2 separate regions of the Homo sapiens genome follow, and region 1 is linked to region 2. A link is a loop called in an ENCODE intact Hi-C map of the cell type or tissue named here. Cell type or tissue: IMR-90. All regions are shown on one strand. Links, peaks and the distances in the headings refer to the core of each region. The heading gives the core; the rest is flanking DNA.

Region 1 (5,000 bases), core at 1-5,000, 84 kb before region 2:
TAATCCATCTCAGTTCTGGAAATTTATCTAAAGGGAGTAATTCAAGCAAAAAGAGGCACAAGCTAAGACATTCAGTTTGGTGCTATCTGATATTAGAAATAGGTTGGGAAACATCCTAAAAGGATAGGCATCAACCTAGGGTTTAAGTTAACAGTGGGATATCTACCCTATGAAATAGAAACAGCTATCAAAAATTTTAACTACAAAGACCACGAGGGAATGTAGAAAATACGTGTGATGTAAGATCAAGCGAAAAATAACAAAACACAAAAATGTATATGACTTGGGCCAGGTGCAGTGGCTCACGCCTGTAATCCTGGCACTTTGGGAGGCCAAGGCGGGTGGATCACCTGAAGTCAGGACTTTGAGACCAGCCTGGCCATGGCGAATTCCTGTCTCTACTAAAAATACGAAAGTTAGGTGGGCGTGGTGGGGCATCCCTGTAATCCCAGCTACTCAGGAGGCTGAGGCAGGAGAACTGCTTGAACCCAGGAGGCGAAGGTTGCAGTGAGCCAAGATTGTGCCACTTCACTTCAGCCTGGGCAACAGAGCGAGACTCCATCTCAAAAAAAAAAAAAAAAAAAAAGTGTATATGACCTGACCAAGCAAAATGATGCAGTGATGTAACTAGTAACAAATGAAACAGTGAAATGAAACAAATGAAAACAAACAAATGAAAAGCTAGATTAGCATGGTAATACGAGTGATGATTTTTCTTGCACACATTTCCCCGTAAGAAATTAAAGTAAGCATAAACCAAACAAATCATTCAAAGCCACTGGAGACAATGTTCTTGATGTGGCTTTAAAAGACCCTGTTCTAGGCTGGGCACAGTGGCTTGTGCCTGTAATTCTAGCACTTTGGGAGGCCGAGGCGGGTGGACTGCCTGAGCTCAGGAGTTCGAGACCAGCCTGGGCAACATGGTGAAACCCTGTCTCTAGTAAAATACAAAAGAAATTAGCTGGGCTTGGTGGCACACGCCTGTAATCCCAGCTACTCGGGAGGCTGAGGCATGAGAATCGCTTGAACCTGGGAGGCGTAGGTTGCAGTGAGCTGAGATTGCACCACTGCCCTCCAGCCTGGGCAAGGGTGAGACTCTGTCTCTACAAAAAAATAATAATAGTAATAAAAGACTCTGTTCTTCTATCTCAGACTTTCCCAAATTGGGTGCCATGATAAGTTAAATATGTTTGACTTGTTTTTTTTGGAGGGGTACAGGGAGGTGGTCCCTATTCAAAGGAGCGGGAGATAGGATCAAACCAAACTAAACAGCAGTCTTCATTAGAGGACTTCTCTAATGTTTATGACTATTGTGGATTTTTAAAATGCAGATACATTTCCCAAACTAGTCATCAACCTCCCTGCCCTGCCTTGTTCTCCCCCATTGACAATACTAGCATTCCTGGAACACAGTGAAACAGAGCCCCTCTCCTTGATAGCATCTAGGGCCCAGGGCACGGCCTCCCCTCCTCCTGCCCTCAGGTGTCTCCCTCTGCGGGCAAAGAACGCCCTGTGCCCTGTTCCCAGCGTCACTGCTGTGCAAAGCAGCTGATCATGCTGTGCACAAAAACGTGTAATTATGCCGAGGAGGCACTTGGTGTCTCAGCCCCAACGTCAGATGTTAGAGACCTGCTGGAGGGATTGTGACTGGCAGTTACTGGGTTTCTAACTTTAGAGGTGAAGACTCCATTTGCTTTCCCAAGTTTGAAAAGTATTTTTTTTTGTAGGGGGCTGTTGATTTTAAGTTGTGTAAGTTAGACGCAATAAAGCATAGTACTTAACCCCTTAATAGTTAAAGGCAAAACACAGTCTAATCTAATCTTTTATTAATCTAAATTCATATTTTTATCTATTACAATAAACTTTGGAATCCAGTTGCTACTGCTAGATTCACCTAATCCCTTGATTAATTCTGATAGGGACTCATTAAGTCTGTATTAGACACCGGGCCTTTGGAGCAGTAAATGAACTAATAATTTATAAACTAATAATTATTATAAACTAATAATTTATGCTTTCTGAGGTCTCTGAGCTATGCTACCTGTAAAAAGCTGAATTTTAACATCTTGTTTCAGTGCCTATGATCTCAGCCATATCTTTGCTCTTTCTAGAAAATGAAGGGGGATTGGAAGGGCGCGGGCTTTGGAATAGACAGAACTGAATCCTTGCTCCCTGCTTCTCAGCTGTGTGAATGTGGGGACCTCAGCTTCCCAAGCCTCTCCAAGCTGCAGACAACAGCTTTCTCAAAAGGCTGTGCTGGGACTTAGAAGAAGTAGCTCAGTGAATGAGTTTCCTTCCCTTCCCCATTTCACGTGAGGTTTCTATGCAAAGCCTTTTACAGAAGAGGAACGTGAGATTTTGACATTCTGTTATTTTTCCCCAAGGGTATGGATGGAACTTCTTCCAAGTTCTGAGGAAGCGGGGCAACTTGTTCAAAGATAAATGAGTTTGACCCCCTCCCCTGAAGCCTGCCAAGCTTATGGATGGCTTCTTGGGGAAGCCCCATGGCAGGGACCACAGGCATTGTTTAATGGTGCCCCTTTCCTTTGTTCAACTCACAATCCACATTCCACTTGATGCTCCTGGGAGGAAGTTTCAGGGTTTCATTGATCTTCTCCAGGACAGTCTGCAGTTTTTGCTTCTGAGCAATCTCTGACTGGGTGACCTCAGCCACATTTAGCTTCTCACTCTCCAGTTTCTCTGAGGGTGACAAGGGAAAAGAGAACAGCTGTTATGCTGGGCCCCAGACAACCCTACTGCATGCACTTACTCAGTTATTCGGTCTCTCATGCACTCATGCATGCATGCACTCTTGCAACAATAGATACTGGATGCCTACCAGCAGAGGGACACTGCTGTCCCCTCATCACCTTATGGTGGCACCAGCAGCATCAGTACTGTGAGAGCCTCATGATCATGACTTGAATCCCCAGATCCCAGGGGCATTTAACCTAGCCTGTCATATTTGAACTCTATCATTCTGGAGTTTTCTCCTTCTTTTCAATTCTATCTTCTCCAAGGACATCTCTGTGCTCCGACTGGAAAGCCTTCTCTGTAGAGTTAGTCAAGGCATTTTGTACATTCCTGTAGTACAGTCTGGTCAGGTCCAATCATACTTATCTGTTTTAAGTACCTTCTTTCCTTTTAAACCCACCTGGAAGGTAACTTACTTAATGTGTCATATTTAATCAATTCTAAGGCACATATTTTTCACATTTTAACATCCTTAAAGTCAGGTTGTGTTTTACTGGCATCCTACAATGGCTGCCAGCTAGGTGGAAGGTCTAAGAGTTATCATTGTCTCCACGGGCATGAACTTGCTTGTAGCTCTTCACAGTATGATTACTTACATGTCTCAATAAGCCTACATGAGCACCTTCAAAAAGTATAAAATAAAAATTCTCAGCAACAAGAAAGCATTGAGTAATAGCTTAAAGTGATTTTTCTCTTTCTGAGTGGTTTTTATATAATGGTGTGTTTTAAAATCAATAGTTTTTTTTTATGCAATGACATAACACCTTAATACTTAAAAAAAAGGAAAAACTCAGTCTAATCATTTTGTTAATCTAAATTCATATTTTAATCTATTACAAAGAAAAAAACAACTTTGGACTCCTTAACAGGAAATTGGTTGCCTACCACTGGAACTCACCCAATCACTTCTAATTAATTTAAGATTGACAGAACTGCACACATTTAAAATATCTTTTCTCCTAATTTTTAAGGGCTGCTATACAAGTTAAATTTTACTATGTATCAATATTTTCCCTAATGCTTACATAATTTATTTTTAAGTAACTGTGGTTTATCTAAGCCAAATGCCCCTTGAGTCATTCTTTGAAGATAAAGTTGCCCAATGGAGAATTTATGCAGGTTCTGTGGATTTGCGAATTTTTTTAAGCACCTCAGTAGGACAATCTCAAGCTATTCTTACCTGTGATGGCCTGAAATGTTCTCTTTAGTTGTTTAAGCCATTTTTATCTCTAAAGTTCAGGGATTTAACAAGAATAAATCTAAATGTCTTCTTCTTACATCTTGAAGAGACCTTGTGTGTGCCTTATCCATTTTTAGGCTGAATTCTTATCTTGGATCCTCTCCTACTGAAAAAATGACAAGTTATTTTCTTTCACTTTTTCCCATTATTTTCAGATGATGTAATTGTCTCTATAGAAGCAAGTTATTTTAATCTTACTTTGCAACTACAAGCATTGGATAGAGGCTGCCCAAAATGCTAGGTTAAGAACCTTCTGGTCTTATCTTGGCTCAGAGGCAAAGATTGCAGGCAAAGATTACTGATGACTGTTGTGAGAGAGGGTTGGGTGGGGAGGAGAGGAGTGAGGAGGAGCCACTTATTTGCTAGCTCTGCTGTGTTGCATCATTGTCTATACATTTTCATATTTAAAATCTGGCATTGAACAGATTTTCAGCTTAGGTCTCTGAGTCTGTTTTCTAGGTCAATAACTTTTTCTTGCACAGTTGTCTAGTTCATTCTTTTTTTTTTTAAATGGTGTGACATAAGAAGAAATATACATCTTGCCTCCTTGATCTCCCTTCCTAGCACAGAGCTTCTAAAAACCTTGTAACTTTCTGAAAGATGATAGTGGCATCTATGGTTATAATATTTGGGTTTTGTCCCCAGTTCCTGAAAAAGCTCTGAAATGATTAAGGTAAAAGGAACATCTTTTGTTATTCATAACAAGCCCCTTTCACCTACATCTGAGTTTATGTTAATGAGGCAACTTTTAGAAAGCTCTGAGGATGGGGAAGCTGATTGCCAGGAGAACCAAGCATATGATTAAAGGATTGGAACATTCAGCCTCATACCCCCGACCCATGAGAAAGGGGAAGGAAGCTGGAGGTCAACTATCAATGGCCAGTGATTTAATCAGTTATGCCTACTTAATGACACTTCATAAAAACTCTGGCCGAAAATGTTCAGAGAGCTTCCTGGTTGGTAAATATATAAAGGTGCTGGAGGGTCATGCACATGAGAAAGCATG
Region 2 (8,012 bases), core at 1,170-6,169:
CCTAACGTTGCCTCGAATTAATAATGTGAAACACATGCTCTATCTGCCTGCTAACGGGTGACAAAGCCATTTATGTTCATAATGGCCAAAATTATTCTACGGATGAAAATTTTTCTAAAACTGTGCTAGTCCATCAGTTTCACCAAGGGGGAAAATTCCCCCTCAATCATTCCACTTTCAACCTCTTTCCCAAAACAGCCAGTTCACCACAGCATTATGATGTTGAAAGGGAAAACAAATGGAGGTTATAAACAGTTCTAAGTTTTCAAACTTTCTGCCCCCAATAAGGCAAGCATAGATTAGTGCCAACAGCTAAGTAGAGAAGGCGCTACGCCTTTTCACCAAGATCCAGGGGGCTATGCGGGACTCTTGTGGGTTTCAGAGACCAAACAAATCAATTACAAGGCTTCATCTTTAAATAAAATTGGGCTGAAAAAGTACTCAGCAAAATGCCTAATCTCTCTCTCTCTCTTTTTCCTGGCTGGTGGGAGCAGAAAGATATCCCTTTGATATCAGAGCAAATAAAATTTGAATTACTGACTGCTCATGTTAATGCTGAATTTTACTACCACCATATTTCAAAATGAAATTATTCTAACATGTATGTCTCAAATTAAGATCTGTGATAATATATATTGTAGTCCAGAAAACATCTTAGGCTCAGATGATGTAAAGGCTGATTCCCCTTGAGAGTAAAGTCTGGCCATTGTTTCTCATAGACTAAAGCTCTCCTGGTCCCTCCCAATAAATCTAAGTATTGATGACATCAGGGAGTGCTGCCTGGTTATTGAAGCACATGTTGGGGTGGGGGAGGGGATGGGGAGGGCAAGGCCACACCACTTCATTGTCAAAGTGGTTGGTATGTCTTAAATGCAGGGTTGTCAACATACGGCTTTCTCCTCTGATTTACAAAAATGAAAGGCCTAGGAGAAAGCTTAGCATATGACACACGAAACTTTGTGTACTCTTATTCTGCCATGCTGGAATCCTAGTTTCAAGTTTCTCATGCCATCTTTGCTCCCATGAGCCTCATAATGTCTTTTGGGGGTATTCACAGATTTCCAGTCCCAAAACGCCCATCTGTGTAAGCACAGCCTGCAGCTGACATGTCAAATAAACTCTCTCCCTAAGTCATGACATTCTCAATATTGCCTTTCCTGTTGTTAACACATCACTTCATCAAGGTGTTGGGATGGGATGGAAAACAAGGGGTTAAGCCAGCCCACCAGTGCCCAGGCTGGTTCCTGACAGCCGACGCTAGGTCCACCCTTACATTCTGTGAAGAACACTGCCCTTGAGACTGTGGGATGATTCCTCCTTAGGGAGGAAAGATGTCTTCACCTCCCCAAAGCCTTCTTGTCCAAAGGCTTGCCAACTTCCACCAGGCCCACTAATTAGATGTTAGTTCACATCGATCCAGGGCTGGCCATAACCCACAGAACTCCTGGCCTAGCCCTGCAGATGGCTCCACGCAACTAACGCTGTAAGAATCTAATTCCATGTTTTGAATTACTTTTCACAATTCTTTTCACTTCATATGAAAACAAGATCAAATGTTTATAAGGACTCGTTTGAATATATTTTCACTTTCCAAGCACAAACTTAGAGACAAAAAAAAAAAAATGAAATTTTCAGCAGCCATAAGACAAGAATGCATTTCTCCGGCTACCAAGTCAGATCATGGTGCAATAAAAACATCTCCAAACGCTTTCTGATACATTCTCTCATTTAACCTTATAACTCCTTAATGTTCACATTTTAATTGCAGTTTTAGAGCGTTAAGATCCTCCAGCAGCGCTGAAAGATGAAAGAATTTAAAAATTATTTAATACTAACTCGAAGCAAAAGCGAAGGCATTTCAGGCGGCTAACACAAAAGTTTCGCATTTAAACCACTCAAACTTCTCAGAATCTGCATAAAACTCAGCAAACTAAGTCTGTTGGATCTTTGACTAAGGAAGTGGGCTGTTGTAAAATGTAAACTCCTAACGGGCATCTCTAGCTCTTTTTGTTTTAATTTAAAAACTGGAGTGTAATTATCTCTTATTTACAAGAGTCACAAACACTGCCGAAGGGAAAATAAACCTCCTCTTTTGGGATGAAGTTGCTGACAAAGGTTTGACAGAGAAAAATAATTAATAGTTCTGTGCTGGCACGGGGAGAGTCCCAGAGCTTGGAGAAGTGAACTTGAAGATGTGCCACGCACGGCTGCCGTGTGGCCCTGGAATCCCAGGGGCCCAGCCAAAGGCAGGGTACACGTCTGGTCCTGAGAATGTGGGCAGCTTTGAGAGGGACTTAGGCTATGGCATGAGACAAAAGTCCAAGAGGTTTTTGAATATCCTCCTTAAGTTACTGTTTTGTGCAGAAACTGCTTTGTTCTCTGGTTACAAACTTTCTCCTGTTCAAGAAACCTGTCCATGGGTGATTAATGTCTTTCAGCTGGGGGCTCGAGTGTTCTCCAAGTTTGGTTCTGGGCTCTGCTGTTTAGAATCCCCACCTTGGGAAATAGAGGCAAGAGAGCCTTCAGGACAAGGAGCCGCCTGTGCCAGCTCCCTGGAGCCTACGGGGCACCTCACCTGACTACTGAGGTTAAAGCAGAGGAGAGGTGCACGTAAGATCATGTGCAGCTGGGTCAAAACCCTTGGAAGGAGGAGTCTGCTTCTTAAAAATGTGTGAGTGTACAGGTTCCATCATAACACTGCTTTTAAAGTAAACTACAAGAATCTTTTGAATACAAACCATATCGCATTCTAGCAGACATCCCTCTGTATTTTCATTTGCCTACATGAATGCTAGGAAGCCCATGGCCCAAAACAGTAAGATATTCTCATCCTTTTGTCATTATTATTAATGATGGATGTACTTGTAATGCCTATACATTTCTGCCTCGTGTGATAATCCCTTCCCTTCCCCTGGAGCACAGTCATGTTTTAAGATTGGCAACTATTTTATATCCTTTTGAGGCATGTTTGGGTGATTGGAAAGGGTTCAGATCTTGAAGCTGGACAGAATCTGATTTCTAGCCTTAACAAATCATGCAATGTTCCCGGGCCTCAATTTCCTCATCTATGAAATGGAGATAATATCTTTGTGGCAGAATGGGCAGAGATTATCCTGGCCTAATTCCCCTTGTATGCCCAAAGACAAATGCCTGGCACAGGCAGACGCCTGCATCCCAATGCCTGGCACAGAGTTGGCACCCAATGCACAAGAGCTATTGTTATTATTACTCTTAATAACACAACAAAAAAACAAAACAGTGGATGTTACTGACCAGAGCAATTTCTAATTCCAGCTTCATTATTTCAGATTAACTCAGCTGTTTTCCCCTCTTCTTATAGAATTCAAAAGAAAAGCCCTGAGATTTTGGCTCCAACTTCTCAGTGATACTTTTGGCCTTAGGAATATCTATTAAGAGTTTGCGATCCAAGGAGAACTATTAACACTGGCGTGGAAAGGGAAATTAGGAAGTCTGAATGAAGTAAAGGTCTGCTTGCGCATATAACAAGACCATTTTTCCTGCAAATATTATTTTCTTGGCTCTCAGGATCTTTTGTCCCTTTCTCTGTAGGCTGGGACCTCTGGGGCAAAGGACAGTGAGGGGCCCACACATGTTTAAAGAACAGGCTGGTACATCCTGTCCTTGCTACAGAGCCTGGCACATCAGTAGCAAAACAGACCTCTCTTTTGACACACTTTCTTTGAGGATTCTGCCAGACCCAGGCTTGCTGCTGAAGCCACCACTGAGCCTTCCTCTCGGCCTGGGCTGGTGAACTGCATCCCGGAGCCCCCTGGTGGTCCTTTCCATACTCACACCTCATTCCCACACCCTCTGGGGCAGGGAGAAAACGGCCTTAAAAGACCCACCCAAGGGTTAATCTCTGGTATCCATCATCCACTGGGGCACCCCATTTTCTTAGGATGAAGGCAACATGCTCTGTGTTAAAGATGGTATAGAAATGGCACCTTTCTCTAACATCAAGAGTCATTCATTAAGCATCTCTTAAGCACCTACTGTGTGCCAGGCTCACGCTGGACATGAGGAATAGAGGATTATGACTCAGCTCCTGCTCTTAAGAAGCTTCCAGTGTACAGGAAGAGGCAGACATGAGAGCTGAGAAAGACAATAGAGAGATGTGCCCAGGGAACCCTAGGGACAGTGTCAGTCTCTGTAAGGAAAGTGGGAATTGCATCAGGGAGGAAGGATAAGTTAAACTGGATCTTAGAGTCTTTGCATAGAGATTAGAAAGAAACTAGGCAGGCAGAGAAAGGAGGGAAGGCATTCCTGGGGGATGAGTCGATATGCCTCAATGCCCGGACCTATTAGGGGAATGCTGAGAAGCTGGGGGTGCCTGCAGCAGGAAGGAGTGATAAAGCAGGCTGGTGATGTGGGCAGGGCTTGGAGTGAGAAGACCTCGTAGGTCACACCAGGGAGTGTAGACTTGATCTTCTCCAGTGATTTTTCAAACCATGTTTTTAGACTCCCCATAAACATCTGATTCTAATTTCATGGATGCTGAGACCAAGGGAAAACTGGAGTGGTCATCCATAATCTGCTAACTTTACATTTCTGTGTTCAATTCCGTCTAACCATGAGAAGAATATCAGATAAATTCTAGTAGAGGGGCATCCTACAAAACACCTGACCAGTACTCCTAAAAAGTGCCGAGGCCATCAAAAACAAGGAAAGTAAAAAAGCTATTATAGCCAAGAGGAACCTAGGGAGGCGTGACAACCTAATGTACTATGGTACCTTCCCTGGTGGAACCCTGGAACAGAAAAAGAAATCTATTAGGGAAAAACTAAGGAGTTTTGAATAAAGTATGAACTTTAGTTGATGATTATGTATTAACATTGGTTCATTAATTATAATAAATGTACCATACCAATGTACAATGTTGGCAATAGGGGAACTGGGTACAGGGCCTATGGGAACTCTCTGCACTATCCCACAATTTCTTGTAAATCTAAAACTGTTCTATTAGGTTGGTGCAAAGGTAATTGTGGTTTTTACCATTAAGATGGCAAAGATCGCAATTACCTTTGCAGCAACCTAATAAAAAGTGAAATCTGTTTTTAAAAATCCTTTGTTCATCCAAACAGCCAAATTATTGTCACTGATAAGCTTTATAACTGTTATAAGTTAGAACTTAGAAAATTAACTTGTGCTCTAGTAACATTAGCTAACATTTATTTGGTAGCTATACCAGGCCAGGTACTCTGCTAAGTACCATACTTGATCTCCACAACAGCCTCATGAACTAGGGATCGTCAGTATCACACCCCCATTTTACAGCTGAGAAAAGTGAGGTACGGCGAGGTTAGACAGCTTGCCTGAGGTTATACAGGTAAGTGGCAGAGCCTGCATTTGGACCCAGGTCTGTCTGATGCCAGAGTCCAGATGCTTAATGATGAACATTCCATGCGATACTTTATTGAAAAAGAAGGGTCCACATAACTTTCATTTATTTCTTTCTTTTTAACACTGAAAGCCATAGCTATAGATGGGGTGGGGAGAAGAAGGGATCCTCAGTAGTTTTCCACTGGAGGAGGAACTAGGTCAGAGTTTGGTTTGGGAATGAACATTCTGGCAGCTACAGTGTGAAAGATGGGCTGGCGTAGGCACTGGGCTCCTGCTGCTGAGATTTTCTAGTGATGTCTCCAAAAGGAGGAGGAGAAGCAACGAGAGAGAATGAACTTCCCTAAAAGGATAAAGCAAAAGCCCTCGTATAGCAATCCTTCGGATCTAGACCCAACCAATCAAACCACAGGCATTGCTGAGCCCCTGAATGTATGCCTGGCACAGGCCTGTCTCCACAGACAGGAGCCGACAGTAAAGAGAAAATAACCGCAGCCCAAGAGATGGAGCAGCTGGCCCGGAGTCCCTGCCGGGGGGAAAGGCAGACCTTGGAGGGAATGCTTCCTGTGGCCTGGGGTAGGCAGGGGTGTTCCTGGAGGAGGCCTGTGGGCTGAGCCCTGAAGATGAGGAAAGGGCAGATAGGACTTCAAGCAGAGCCCAGGCCAGCACAAGGCAAACCTGATCCCTGCCCTGCAGTCCCGGGGGCCTGGGTGGCCCAGCCCGGAGATGCCTAGGGCTGAGAGCCTAATCCCTTACCATGAGCTCTGTAGTCTCTCCTGCCCTCCTGGATCAATTAAAAGTGGGAGTCACTTCACCAGTGTACTTGAGAGGCTACTATGTGCCACCTAGAGGCACATTTGGAATTTGGTACTCCTAGAGTTTACAGAAAACAATAGCAAGTCCCCTAGATAGTCAACTCTGCAAAAGCAAAGATGCTGTCTCAGACAGCCTGGCATGTAGCAGGTACCAATTAATAGGCAGTGAACTCAAGAAAGAATTAAAATTGCATGGGTCAAGGGTAATACTGGAATGTACTAAACTGCAGTTGACAATGTTTGGTGCAAAAACTTCGTACTTGCTTCCAACTGTGGCTCTAACAAATTAGTAAATGCTTAGTGGCTTACAACACTAATTTATTATTTCACAATTCTGGAGGTTAGAAGTCGAGCTAAAATCAACATGCTGGCAGGGCTGCATTCCGTTCTGAGGGCTCTAGGGGAGAATCCATTTCCTTGCCTTTCCCATCTTCTAGCAGCCACCCCTATTTTTTGGTTTGTGGCCCCTTACTCCATCTTAAAAGCCAGTGATGTCACATCTTCATGGCCATTCTTCCATAGTCACACTTCCTTCTGACTCTTTCTTCTGTCCTCTCTTCCACTTTTAAGGACACTTGTGATCACATTCGGTGCACCTGGATAACTCAGGAAACTCTCCCTATGTTAAGGCCAGCTGATTAGCAACCTTAACTCCATCTGCAACTTTAATTCTCCTTTACCATAGAAGATAACATACCTACAATTCCAGGGATTAGGACATAGACACTTTCGGGCTGCCACTATTCAGCCTACCACAACCCCAGATTTTAAGGTCAAACTGTAGGAGATAACCATTCTGTCTCCAAAATGTGAAAACAATAATTACCTCTTCTGAAGCATCTCTGTGTACCAGGCACACCACTACATATTATATATATATAACCTTACTTAATTGTATTTGATGTTTAATGAAGCAGGCACTGTTAAGAAACCAGAACTGGTCACTCACTTGCTAAAATCCTCTAATGACTTTCCATATGTCCTTAGGAAAATTCATAGGCTTCCAGTGGCCCTGCAAGGCCCTGTGGGACCTACCTTTGGCCCAACATCTAGCACCATCCCCCTCGGCCTCTCCCAGGTCCTCCGTGCTTCAGCCATGGGGGCCTCCTTTTGGTTCCTTGAACTCTCGTGGCTGTACCTACTGACCCCTCTTTCTGGAACATTCATTCCCAAGATCATAGTTAGTCCCACTTCACTATTCCAATCCCCACTGAAATATCTGTCCTCAGGGAGGCCTTCCTTAGCCATCTGCTCTGAAGTGACCACCCCGCTTCCCACCAAGCCACTATTATCTAAAATTATCATTATTTGTTTTATATTGCCTGTCTGGTCCATGGGGTCAGAAACCTAGTCTACCCTATTCACTGCTATATCCTCCAACCCCTAACATAGGGCTTAGTAAATAGTAGGGTCTTAAGAAATATTTGTTAAGTGAGCAGTTCTGAACTGGATAAATGAAAAAAACTAAGTGATATGGCCAACTTCCCAGAACTAGTTAGCTGGGATTCCAACAAAGCATGTACTCTACACCCCAGCCTCCGAAGGAACCATCCCTGACCTCTTCATCACAGGGTCTGGCTGAGAGGCACAGGGATGAAAACATTGGGTCCAGCTCCCAAGCAGTCCCCAGCTTTGTGAAGTGCAGTGAAACCAAGACAGAGGCCTCCTGAGAGGCTGCTGTGGCCCAAGTAATCAGTGCATCACTAGGTATGGTCTGCAGCTCAGCCAACCGAGAGGGCTGAGAACAGGAGAGGATGTGCTCACCACAAACCAGGAATGCACAATCAATTTGGGAAAACCAACCCCAAACATGAAACGGTCAGTGGCACAGGAGGCATA

The links. A loop is a pair of places that touch in the nucleus more often than their neighbours do. Peaks named below come from ENCODE experiments on the same cell type or tissue, not always from the same donor. Only the 100,000 strongest peaks of a DNase experiment are listed, where the experiment ranks them.
Region 1: it touches region 2 in a loop (5-fold over the local background); 20 of 110 quality-filtered maps call a loop at or near these places.

Annotation. Positions count from the first base shown.
Region 1 is chr11:12,494,158-12,499,157 of GRCh38, reverse strand. It overlaps PARVA (parvin alpha), which reads right to left. Exons shown (of 13, transcript NM_018222.5): 5 at 2,560-2,700. Among named protein-coding and RNA genes, the nearest start is that of PARVA, 120 kb to the right of the region's middle. In IMR-90, for the core only: a CTCF peak has its summit at 2,853; a DNase peak (open chromatin) is centred at 4,257; H3K27ac peaks cover 818 bases.
Region 2 is chr11:12,408,249-12,416,260 of GRCh38, reverse strand. The region is part of intron 1 of PARVA (parvin alpha); the gene reads right to left. Among named protein-coding and RNA genes, the nearest start is that of PARVA, 35 kb to the right of the region's middle. In IMR-90, for the core only: a CTCF peak has its summit at 3,809 (motif pointing left); DNase peaks (open chromatin) are centred at 3,790 and 4,300; H3K4me3 peaks cover 226 bases; H3K27ac peaks cover 4,383 bases.